Linked DNA regions of Homo sapiens: region 2 is linked to region 1. A link is a contact called in ENCODE Hi-C data. All regions are on one chromosome and are shown on one strand. Each heading gives the region's core, a stretch centred on a gene start or an enhancer-like site at or near the end of the contact. The rest is flanking DNA. Distances are from core to core; before and after follow the strand shown.

The links. A loop is a pair of places that touch in the nucleus more often than their neighbours do. Pooled maps may share reads with other maps.
Region 2: a map with no recorded cell type shows a loop between it and region 1 (2.4-fold over the local background). The contact joins the enhancer-like site here to the promoter of ZNF485 in region 1. A Hi-C loop is called at or near these places in 4 of 37 single-sample maps with no recorded cell type and 6 of 50 pooled maps.

The regions. Positions count from the first base shown.
Region 1 is chr10:43,602,106-43,608,490 of GRCh38, forward strand. ZNF485 (zinc finger protein 485) reads left to right here and starts at 4,333. Exons shown (of 5, transcript NM_145312.4): 1 at 4,333-4,441; 2 at 4,892-4,969. The coding sequence starts at 4,946. It also overlaps the pseudogene CAP1P2. RefSeq lists an enhancer at 4,039-4,088 and a silencer at 4,369-4,648.
Region 2 is chr10:43,157,691-43,164,075 of GRCh38, forward strand. CSGALNACT2 (chondroitin sulfate N-acetylgalactosaminyltransferase 2) reads left to right here. Exons shown (of 8, transcript NM_018590.5): 3 at 1,025-1,241; 4 at 2,804-2,905; 5 at 6,176-6,354. Among named protein-coding and RNA genes, the nearest start is that of CSGALNACT2, 22 kb to the left of the region's middle. RefSeq lists an enhancer at 2,091-3,290. Within about 2 kb of position 2,626, at least 2 of the 41 ENCODE cell types and tissues checked have a DNase peak (open chromatin) inside an H3K27ac peak, as active enhancers do.

The DNA of each region.
Region 1 (6,385 bases), core at 3,083-5,582:
ATTGACACTTTGTTCAAGCCCCACACAGGAGCACTTATAGTGGAGTGTACTAAGAGAGGATGTCTCTTAGTCTTGGGCCACAGAAGTGAAATTGATATTTTAGTTCAGATAGGAAGGATGGAGAGGAGTTGGCCAGGACAAGAGTGGGGGCCCAAGTTAGGCAAGCAGAAGGAAGAGCCCAGGGCAGCTCCTGCATGGGTCCAGCTCCCTAGGTGGTGTGAAGCTTGGTGAGCAAGGGGCTAAGGAAGCCGCTGGGGCAGAGCCACATGAGCTCTGGCCGAGGGAGAGGTGAGGATGGCAAAGCAGGCAGGAAAGGGTGGAGGGCCCAGCAGGTTAGGCAAGGAGTTCAGACAGTCGAGGGATGATGGAAAGCCAATGGGGGCAACTTTGCTTTGGGATCCAACAATGACTGTTGGTACCCAGCTCTGCTATTTACTAGGTGAGGGACCAAAGACAAGTTACGTTCTCTGAGCCAATTTCCTCATCTGCAAAATGAGAATAATAATTGTACCTTCTTTGGTGGTGAGAGCTCAGTGTAATGATGTATGTAAAAGGCTCTGCATGTCCTCTGGAATCAGCAAATGGTAGCCATATATAAATAAATGCAGATTCTGGATCCAGCCCCCAAAGTAAGGAAAGACTGGTCCTTAGGTGCCCTTGCTGGAAAAAGTGGGATGGAAAAAGTGTGATGGAAAAAGTGTGATTCTTTTGTTTTTTGTAGAGTCTCACTCTGTCACCTAGGATGGAATGCAGTGGCGCGATGTCAGCTCACTGCAACCTCCACCTCCCAGGTTCCAGCAATTCTCCTGTCTCAGCCTCCTGAGTAGCTGGAACTATAGGCGCACGCTGTCACGCCTAGCTAATTTCTTTTGTATTTTAGTAGAGACGGGGTTTCACTGTGTTGCCCAGGCTGGTCTCGAACTCCTGAGCTCAGGCAATCCGCCCGCCTCAGCCTCCCAAAGTCCTAGGATTACAGGTGTGAACCACCATGCCTGGCCATGATTCTTGATAAAGTGGCTTTGTAGGATTCTTGGCTAAAACTCGGCTCACCAGGCCAAGACAAGGCATAGTTGAAAGGAGGATGCAAAGGAGCCTGACTCCACTTTAGTCTAGGAGGGACGCTTGTCAGCTGTTCTATCCTTAGCATCCAGAAGTGAGTAGCACGCAGTGGGCCTTTGGTCAATCACTGGTAAATTGGTAAATGAATGCACCATCCTGAGAAATTTTCTTAAAAAAAAAGGCCCTAATTGAATGAGAGAGATACATTTTCCTCCCTTAGCTTTCCAATTCCTGGAGTTAATAAATAGAAACATATGTTTTTCCTAGAAAATAATACATTTGTTAAAACAGATTCAACCTACTTTCATTTTCTATGTCAGCAAATAGTGAGGAAATAATGTTTTTAGTGTTCTAGGTGATGTACTTTTCTAACATGCTTTTTATTTGTATGAAATAAAAACAGGATTATTTGGAAACAAATAGCTATCCAAAGGCACATAAAATATGTCTCTCATACTTTCCGTATCAGTTTCTGGTGGCAGATGTCAACCTAAGCAGTACATTAGAACCACTTGGGGGCTTTAAAAAATCCGAATGCCAGGACCACACTTAGGGCAATTAATTCAGAATCTCTGAAGCTGGGACCCAGGTACCTTCACTTTGCTTTTTTTTTTTTTTGGTATTTATTTCATTCTATTTTCTGTATAACTTTAAGTACATAAAGATTTATTTCCACAGGATCAGGAAATGGGTAGAAATCACAGGACAATCTCTCTTCCCACCAAAAAAGTTGCGTATTTTGGTAAGTGTTTGTCCTAGAGGGAAAAAACTGAAATTTACATTAGCAGTGCTGTGCAAGATTCTTACATAAATCAAGACCTAAAAGCAGCTTGCAGTGGAGGTTTTGGTCCCCTGTTCAGGTGCTTGGACAGAAGCCATAAGCTGGTGAGTGTGACAGGGAAAAGGAGGCAGTGAAGACAGGTGACAGGCACCTAGCAGGGAAGGAGGATTCAGGAATACCAGACTCCTTGGAATGGAGTGTTGTTTTTCCTTTTTTTTTTTTTCATCTCTGTAGGAAGGTGCTGGGCAGGGATCCCAGAGAAAGAAAGGGTTGAATACTCCTTTAACTGCCCTGGATGAAGGGCACTGCTACAGCAGCTAGTACCGGAGACTCTCCTATCTCATGGTTGAGGCAGACCCAGGATAGAATAGTGAATAAAAGGAATGCTTATAGGAAACAATTTTGCGTGGAATGCTAGATGGCCAAGCCTCAGCCTTTGGTCCAGTGCAATCCTTGCCTCACTTGTCAATAGTGAAAAATTAGTTTGGTTAGAAGAACCATCTGGAAACACACCAGCTTCTGCTACCTTCATGCTCATTGTCAGAAAAAGATTAACCAGTGTGAACGTTCTGATCTGTTAATTCCTGGGACTGTTTTCTTCCCAGTGGACTGTTTGTTGGTAGAATAACCCCCAAAGCTCAAAGCTAAAATGCATCATTAGTCCTCGTCGGCAGTTGAGCTGATTTGGAAAAGCTGCACCTTCCTGCAGAAGATCAACTGACCTGCTATCCCACTGCACATCTGAGGTATATTTCAGTGAAGGCAGGTAGCTGTGCTTTTCAGAGCAGAGAAGCAGTTTTAAGAGCAGAAAGGTAGAGGAAATCTAGAAAAGAACCGTCTTGATACAGATTTATCCCATGGTGTGAAGGGAGGGCAAAGAACCCAGTGGCACTTCGCTTATCCAGCAATTTCTGTCACTGTGGCGACAAACTTCTGCCCATTCCAGAGGGTCTTGAACTGCTCAGGAACTGGGAATTCATTAAAGTCACCGCCTTCTGTAGGAATGAGGACATTCATCTCAGAAGATTTGGCACTGGCTATTTCACAATCCAGGGAATTCTTGCTCAGGTAAGCATGGCAGCCATCTGTTTTGTTGATGGAAATGGTTGGCACTTTACTCATCACCTGAACTTTGACATCCCTACTGTTGATTATCTCCACAATGCCCACCATATCATCGAATACCAGACCAAGTTTCTTACAATTATCTACTGTAATGGAGTTAATTTTGCCCTTGATTTGCAACATCGTGTTGACACACTTGTATATGTAAGCCGCCTGTTTCAGCTCTGTGTCATCAATCACCAGATTGGAAACATTTTCCTGATTTTCCACTCTCCACTTCTTGCCCTCCAGTTCAAGTACAGCTGGCTCCTTCTTTGTGGCTGGTTTGGGGTTTAGGTGCAGAGAATGGCTTGGGGCCACTGCGTACTGGACCACTCTGAGCCTTCAGGGTAGGGTTCTTGTGAGTCTTCATGTCATCAGATACACGTTTCAGGGCATGTGTGATGCTCTCCCCCTGATTAATCTGCGCAAACAGTGCTGAGAGGGAAGCGGACTCATCTGAGCCTGAACTGACAGAGACTAGTGGAGGAGGGGGGCCTGGTGGTGGGGGAGGAGTAGCTGATCCAGCAGAGGGTCCAGATGGCAGTCCACTCAGTTCTTTTGTCACAGGCCCCGTTTTGCTCCAGGCAGTCCGGTGGTATGGAACTCCTTAATGTAAGCCTGCAGCTCTGTGCATATACTTAAATAAGCTTTGACTCAGTCTACATGCTTCTTATCCACATCTTTGTACTCTTTAAGGACTCAGTTTGTATAAAACACAGCAGCATGATTCATTTCTTTCACATAAGGGCCAGGATTGGGAGCCATAGCCACCCAGCCTAGGGCCTGGATACTTTCACTGACAGCTGACAGCTGATTAAACAACTTGCTGCCTCGGTTCTTCTCCCAAAAGGTTATCACTTCTTTGATCTGCTCTGAGATAGGTGCCAACAGATCGGAAAGCTTATTACCTGCCGGCTATTGACACTGAGAAGCTGTAACCAAGAGAGCTCACTCCAACTTCAAAACTGTGTGTACCATCTCCACATCTTTCTGCACGTCTTCCCCAATCTCTTTACTGATCTTCAAGTACTCTGCCACAGGGCAGGCAAGCAGCGAGTCAAATGCCTGCGCATATGGAGCTGCTCCTGCTTTTGAAGGACTATCTCCATATCCACGGTGCATGTCAGAGGTATGGGATACTGCCTCCAGGCGGCCCACTGCCCTGTCCAATTTTTTACCAGATTTTGCATGTCAGTCATAATGTATCACCTCCCGACTGCGATCAGCCGCTCTCCACTTCCCGCACCTTCACTTTTCAAAGATTCCCAGGTGATGCCAACCTGCTCTGCGGATGGAGCCCCTAAGACCCCAAGCGGCCCAGACTACGTTTCCCAGAGGCCTCCGCGGCCTCAGCCACTTCCGCTTCCGGTCCAGCCTGTCTCCGCGTGGTGCGAGCGCTGCACCAGCCCCTGGCTGGTGGTTACTGTCCGAACGGCGTGGTGTGGTCGCTGACTCTCTGGGCGTGCAGCTCCGCAGCCCTGCCGGCTCGGTTCGGTTCGTGAGCGGCCGGGGTCAGGCTGGGTCCCTGAAGCCTCGAGCCCCTGGCGGGTGCTCCCCGCCTTTCCCAGGGGCGGGTCGAGGGGCGAGCCGGGGTGGGAGGGGAAGGCGGCGGTGGGCAGTGCCCACCCGCAGTGGCTGCGCCGTGTGGAGCGACCGCTCGAGGCTGGTGCATCACAGAGCGCTCCAGCCTTGCGCCCCGGCCGACAGATTGGGCCACTGACAAGGCCGTCCCCCGGTGCTGCCAAAAGTGTTTGGCGTGGAGCTGGCTGCAGTCCAGGCCGGATCCCAGCAGCCGTTCCCTTTCCTTTCTTCCCGAGCGTACCCACCTGGACCTGTCTGCCCACCTGTGGAGGGAACGGGCGGGCGGGGACCTGGTCTAGAGGGCAGATTCTAGCTAGGCTAGGGCACGGAGGGACTTCCTCAATTTCCTCTCTTCTTTCCCAGATTGACTTACGCAGGATTCTCAGCCCTTGCCTGGGAGAACAGTTCAGGAGACAGATGGCCCCAAGAGCCCAGATCCAGGCAAGTTTGATTTTTCCATTTCTTGAGAAACCACGTGTTTCAGCGAGGTGGGGTTTATGCCTCTTGCCCGGACAATGCCCTGCCCTGTGTGTGGACAAAGCTACCCGAACCAATCCTGGATGGGTCCCGCGATTTCCGTCCTGTCTACCCATTACGTAGTCATTCACCAAGTAGATTATTGCTACCCATGTTTTCTAGAGTGCTAGAAACAGAAAAGTGCTTTGCAAACTGGCAGACGATGAAAAAAATACACGTTAGCATGTAAAGACGTAGGCCATAAAGACATAGGGTGATAGCAGTGCTCTCTTGACCTTTAGTGTGTGGTAGGGTGGGAGGGGTGGAGTAGTGGGCGCCTTAGTTCTTCCTGAAGAATAAATGAGATTTGCATAATTGCAGAGGATACTAGGGGAAAGCGCTGCCTGAATGAAGTCATTATGGCGGGACCATGAACAAACTGGTCTGAGAAAGTTGGAAACATTCATGGTCTAGAATCCCAGACTGGAGTTTGCTTTTATCCTGGAGAAAACTAGGTTTTGAAGGATTTTGAGAAGCTGATTAAATAATTGGTATTTTGAAAGGAAGTGATAAACATTTGAGTGTCTATTATACAAATAAAATTAAAAAAATTAAAGATCACCTACATTTCTACTGCTCTAAGTCAAGTAATTTCATTTGAAACACACTTTTCATTTTTTTAAGGCTTACTCATTTTTTCTTTTAGTATTTCATAGCCATTCCAATTTGTTCTAGTTTCATTACCACTTTTTGTGGCTTCCTTTTATACTGTGCCTTCAACCAGCCCTGGGACCTTGAGCAAGTTCTTCCAACTCTCTGAACCTTTGTGTCTTTAGCTACGAAATAGATTTTACTTTATATAGTTACGGCAGAAATTTAGAGAGATGATATGTATCTCAGGGTTTAGCACCGTGGCTGGTACATAGTAAGTTGTTACTCTTATGAAAAGCAATTTTTTTTTCTTTTTTAAAAATATTCTGCCCCAGAGTCAGATCATACTCCCTGTAAATTCTCGGATAAAGCTAATCACTTTCCATGTCTTTTCAAAGTTTCTATTCATTTGTTGATTGAATAAAGCTTGAACACTTCTGTGTCAGGCAGTGTTTTTGACTGGGAGGCAGCAGTGACCCACACTGTCCCCCTGGAGCTCACATTAGAGAGGATGCTGACAGTCAGTGCAAACCTCTCCTGCCAGGTGGTGAGAAATCCTGTGAAGAAAAGTGAAATGGGTTTCGAGACTGAGTGGCAGAGGATGGGGTGGAGAAATAGAAGACCTTTTTGATGAGGTGACATGAAGGGTGGAGTGAGCAGAGGCTAGGCCTGGAGGAGGGAGCAGGACAGGCATGCAGGAAGAACCTGCTCAAGGGAGGAGTCGCACATCCCCTGAGCCCTCAGCTTTTA
Region 2 (6,385 bases), core at 1,376-3,875, 450 kb before region 1:
CATCTGTAGGTCTAACCTTCTTCTCTCTCCTGAGCGCCATACTTAAAAATCAGATTGCCACTGGGCGCAGTGGCTCACTCCTGTAATCCCAGCACTTTGGGAGGCCGAGGTGGGCAGATTATGAGGTCAAGAGATCAAGACCATCCTGGCCAACATAGTGAAACCCCGTCTCTACTAAAAATACAAAAATTAGCTGGGCGTGGTGACACACGCCTGTAGTCCCAGCTACTTGGGAGGCTGAGGCAGAAGAATTGCTTGAACCCGGGAGATGGAGGTTGCAGTGAGCCAAGATTGCACCACTGCACTCCAGCCTGGTGACAGAGTGAGACTCCGTCTAAAAAAAAAAAAAAAAAAAAAAATCAGATTGCCTCGTAGATGCGCATGCTTTTCTCTCAAAGGCATCTCAAATCACTGTGTTTAAATCTGTACCAATTTTTCTTTGACTTCACTCTAGTCAGTGATTTTATATGTATGTATGTATACACACATATATATATACAGATATATATATATATCACATAGCACTATATTGTTATTATTTGTCTATTTTTCTGTCTCCTTCACTAGACTGGCCCTGTCCTCAAAATTGAGACCATGTGGCACTCTTTGTATCACATAACTGACACGAAGGCACTCGATTTCTTTTAGTTGACCTAAACCAATAGAAATTTTGGCTCTTGGGTCTAGATTTTAATATTGCTAGAAGTAATTTCTTTATTTATCATGATTACCATATTGATAGGCTCTAGTATTTTTAAAAAGTCGTATGTAAAAAGGAACAATTGTCATTTGTAGTATATTTTATAGATTGAATAAAATAACAGAACAGTGAACTTTTTTTTTAACCTTTTCTTTTAAGCGAGTAATTGTTACTGTGCAGTGGGGATAAGTATTTTCACAAATAGGTAAAAATCCTGCAGGTCTAGTTTAATACCCTTTATGTTTAAGTGAGTAAAATCTGTCTTCCCATTGAATTTGTAAACTTTGACATGGAGACGTCTTTGTTCCTAACTCTTTCCTTTAGGTTATTATCGCACTGAGAGAGATAAGGGCACACAGTATGAACTCTTTTTTAAGAAAGCAGACCTTACGGAATATAGACATGTGACCCTCTTCCGCCCTTTTGGACCTCTCATGAAAGTGAAGAGTGAGATGATTGACATCACTAGATCAATTATTAATATCATTGTGCCACTTGCTGAAAGAACTGAAGCATTTGTACAATTTATGCAGAACTTCAGGTAACTGTCAGGGCTTAATGATTAAGCTACATTCTCCTAAAAAAAATCACGTTTTACTCAGATTTCCTTAATTTATCTTCACCGATTATAATTACTTAGAATAATTTTACAGGCTTTAGGGGAACTTTATTTTTTTATATTCTCTCTTTTTTTAAAGCATGTGTAGTATATTGTGTTATAGACAATTTGAACTATGAAATAAATTAAGAGTGACACCTATTAGAAACTAAATTTGATGGCCTTGATAATTGTTTTGAATTCATTTTAAGACAAGTTGAATTTTTAAAAAATCAACTTTACTAAGGAATAATTTACATGCAGTAAAATCCACATATTTTAAGGATATAGGTATCATGACTCTTTTTTTATTTTTATTTTTTTTTTTGAGACAGGGTCTCACTCTATCACCCAGGCTAGAATGCAGTGGAGTGAGCACAGTTCACTGCAGCCTCAACCTCCTGGGCTCAAGTGATCCTCCTGCCTCAACCTCCCAAGTAGCTGGGACCACAGGTGCATGCCATCTTTTTTATTCTTTGTAGAGAGAAGGTCTTGCCATGTTGTCCAGGCTGGAATTTAATGTCTTTTGACAAACGTATACACTCACGAACCACCACCCCAATTAAGATACAGAATACTTGTGTCTCACAAGAAAATCCCCTTGAGAATGATTTGAGTTTTTTAATTGAAATACATTTAGACATACAAACATTAAACTAAAAATTGGAGAAAGTTATTTCAGCTTGCAAAGCAGAGAATTTGTAAAGTTTTTTTATGTTATCAAATTTGTATATTTTAAAATGCTGAAGTGTTAAATAATTATCTACACATTATGAAAACTATTTGTGGAAAATGCTTTTTGATTTAACAGTTTCCATGTTTCTAATACTTTAATATTTTTAATGTTTTAGATACTTTGATATACTGGTTTAATGCTTTGTGATCCTAGTCTTTATTCTCATATTGAAATTGTTGGATTTAAAAGGTTAATTAAAACTGGTCTGCAGCTGAATGTCTGGCAGTCATACTTCCAAGTGAGATTTACTGTTCCAAATAGCTCACTTGAGATCCGATTTCCTAAAGCATTTTTTTATTGCCTTTCTTGGAATTACTTTCAAAGGCCACATTATTATTTACAGTAAGTAATCTCAGTCATGGCAAATATTTATTCCTTAATGATAGTTACAATTTTTGGAATTAGCCAGTCTGAAGACAAAATAACTCTTAATCCAAAAGGTCAGTATTTATTTATGTGGTTCTGAACCAGTTGAGTTTATTTCCTTGAATAGCTTGTGATTTGCTTCTGAAAGCAATCCAAAAGCAAAAGTTCAAAAAATGTTTTGAAATAATGGCAGCAATGTCAGACTGCTTCCATGGCCCTCCAAGGGGTGCACTCATTCAGGCATAGACCTTGTGCCTTCCATAATTCATCAGTATTGCCACATTTATGTTTACTACTGTGTCAGTAATGCCTCATTTTCTTGTTAAAGCTTCATGTGGTTGCTTTCTTAATGAATAGTGCCTCATGTTTTCTTGAATAAACTTTTATTTTTCACTTCTGTTAGGGATGTTTGTATTCATCAAGACAAGAAGATTCATCTCACAGTGGTGTATTTTGGTAAAGAAGGACTGTCTAAAGTCAAGTCTATCCTAGAATCTGTCACCAGGTTGGTGAACCACATCTGCAGTGAAGGCCTTGATATATAACATTGCTAAAAGAGAATTTCAGATATGTAATGAGTTAATAATTTTTAGTAACTATTATTTAAAAATTGGCTGAGCATGTGGGCGGTGGTGGTGATGATAAGTTCCTCATTTCACATGCAACCCTACATGACTCAACTTCCCTTCACTGCTTAGCAAGCAGCCTGGCATGATGCTTTCTCTGTGGCCCACTCACCTTCTGTGTATTTGCTGCTGCTTTCCTTTTTTTAAAATCTAATTCCTTCACTTTGACATAATCATCTTCTGAATTTGTCTCTTTTTTGTCACCTTTCTTTCCTTCCATTTCCTCAGGCTCCTTCTTCTCCCCCTGCTAACAATGTTGAGGTCTCCCATATCCTTAAGAAACTCCCACTCAACTCTGAAGTGCCCAGCCACTACTGTTATGTTTCTGTCCTTTCACAGCTCAACATCACGAGACAGTAGTTCATAGCTAAGCAAGTCATATAGTACCTGGCACATAGTAGATGCTCAGAGGTTTGAATGGATGAATTAGTAATCCCTTAGTACTTAATTATTAATTCTTTAGCCTCTCAGCCTTTTTCTTTCTAAATCATGGGCCCAAAGATAACGACTTAACTGCCAAATTCTTTTCTGTTATTCTTTTTCATTGCTTTTTTACCTTTGACAACCTAACCAGTATTTCTGTCTTAAAATGTTCTTCTTGTGTTTGTAAAATGTAACTATTTTGTAAATGTAAGTATGATGTAATGTAAACTATTAGGTTGATTATCATCTCTAACCACACCAGCTCTATATCCTTTACTTGCTTCTTTACCTTTCTGCCAGTTGTGGCCATTTGCCAAGAGCCCAGATTTGATCAGCCATTCTTCTCAAATCATTCAACTCACATTCATTGAGTCCTGCCTACTGTGTTCCAGGTACACTGCTTGGGAGTTTGACTGGGGTAGTTGGAAGAAGAGTGGGCGTAGATGAGTGAATCTGAGTCCCTGACCTGCAGGGATTCTCAGAGCCTTGATGTATATAGACACAATTCACTGTCTTCCCCTTCCCTACACCAGCTCCTCCTCCTGATGGCCCTCTTTCAGTTCAGAGTAAAACCATTTTCACCATCTGGGCATGACTTCTGAGAGCCACAGTCTTTTACTTATTCTTTGCCTCCAGTTACCTCTAATTAGTTAGTTCCTACTTAATTCACAGGACCTCTTCTCTATCTCTTCCTTGCTACTGCCACCACCCTAACCCTGGTTCCCCCTCCCTCCATTTCTTCCCTTCCTGTCCCTCCTTAGTGTTTTTAGATCACCTACTAAGTGCCACAAGCTCACACTGGTAATACTGAAGTATTGTCAAGACACTTCTGTGGCAAATGGTGTAAACCTACCTTGAGCTTGCTTGAGGAAAATAGGAGCAGTATTGAAGAATCTCGGATACCTCCCAGAAATAAAGGGATTGTTACAACCAAATTTGGGGAAGAAAATCAAAACAACTCTTGTTTCTCAGGGATTGGAACCAGAGACTTGAATACCATCAAAATTCTCGTCTCCTTGTCTGTTTTTCTCTGCATGTTGACTTCATTCTCCTGTTGCAGATTGGCTTCTTCCACATGGTGAGGGATATGACTGTTGGCGGCTCTGGGCTCACATCTTCTCAGCTTTGCCATCAGAGAGGAAAGAGCTTTCTCCCAGCTCCAGTTGAGAAAATCCCAGGGAAGGACATTTTGCCCACTCTTGAGCCAATCACTATGGCCAGGTTGGGTGGGGGTATTGGGACTGGCCCAGCTTAAGCCTGGTCTCCACCCCTAGGAAATTACTGTGGTTGGGGTGGGCAGAGAGTGAGGGGTATTCTGTGATCAGTGCCTCCACTTGATGCTGAGTATGTGGGGTGGCAATGGGCAGTTTTCCCCCAACAGAGGAGAGATTTATATTCCTTAAGACGGGGAGAAGAGTCCTAGGCATTCAGAGCACTTGGAGTCCACTCCATGCACTATTTGAGCCTTTGTTCCATCTCTCCATTACCCATTCTGTACTGTTGTAAGTGTAATCCTCCTAAAATGTTACTTTTTTGATTAGGCTGCACCCTAGTGCAGTGAGTGATTCTCCAGCTTCAGTGCCAGAGTCACCAGGAGGACTTGTGAAAATGTAGAGGCTTCTCTCCAGCCCTAGCATCTGATTCAGTGGGTCTGGCTGTAGTCTGAGAGTTTGCTTCTCTAACATGTTAACACAGGAAGCTGATGCTGTGGGTTTGGGGGCCTCACTGTGAGAACCACTGCCCTAGCAGAAAAGTCCTGCTGATTCTCTTTGCCTTTAGGATACTGACCAATTTCTTTAACCTTGCATGGGAGGTACTCTTCACTCTGACCCTTCTCTCATTGTTCCCATTTTAAGATTCCGTTGACCCTTATCTCACTGTTCCCATTTTAGGGTCCTTTTCTACCAATCTGATTTGTCTGATCCCTTTTCTCTAAAATGCTTTCTACATTCTTACCTCTTTGCCTTTGAGAATAATTATTTTGAATGACCTTTACACTCACCACTGAATTCAACATTTTAACCAAGGCATAACTCACGTTCCACTTCTAACATCTTCTCTAACTACTCCAGACATGAGCGATGTATTTTTCAGAACTGCTGTTCATTCATTCATTCAGCAAATATTTATTGAACTCCTACTCTATCAGGGGACACTGCATCCATAGTAATGAACAAAACAAAATCCCTGCTCCCACAGAGTGGGAGAGACACTGGAACAAATATGTCTAGCAATATGAAGGAAAACAGCTGAGGAAGAGGATGGAGATGAAGGAGTGGGAGGTGGCAGCTGCTTCTCAAGTAGTATTAGGGAGGATCCCTCTGATAAGGCGACATGTGTGCAAAGACCTAACGGATGCAAGAGGAGAGTGATCTTTGTGTGTGTTATCCATTTAGAATGCATTATTAACAGACATTACAGCTATTTTTCCATTTGTGTATTTTTCAACTCCCCAAAAGGTGTTTAAGATTCCAAAGGTCAGTGGCCACTTTAACACTTTTGGAGCCTCATACCACCAACATGTGCCTCAAATTGGGCATTTGGTGAATATCTCTCCCTGATGATAATCATACACATGAAGCTGGGATTTTCTTTCCCTTTGTGAATGTAGAACCAATATAATCAAATATTTGAAGTGTAAAACATATTTTGTAAGCTGTGTTGAAGGAAGAAAATTGGTAACTTTAAGTGGGACTTATCATTTGTTGTGTGTGCTTTCCTCATAGTGAGTCTAATTTTCACAATTACACCTTGGTCTCATTGAATGAAGAATTTAATCGTGGACGAGGACTAAATGTGGGTGCCCGAGCTTGGGACAAGGGAGAGGTCTTGATGTTTTTCTGTGATGTTGATATCTATTTCTCAGCCGAATTCCTTAACAGCTGCCGGTTAAATGCTGAGCCAGGTGCGTAAAATGTTGGTAGATGAGCTGACTA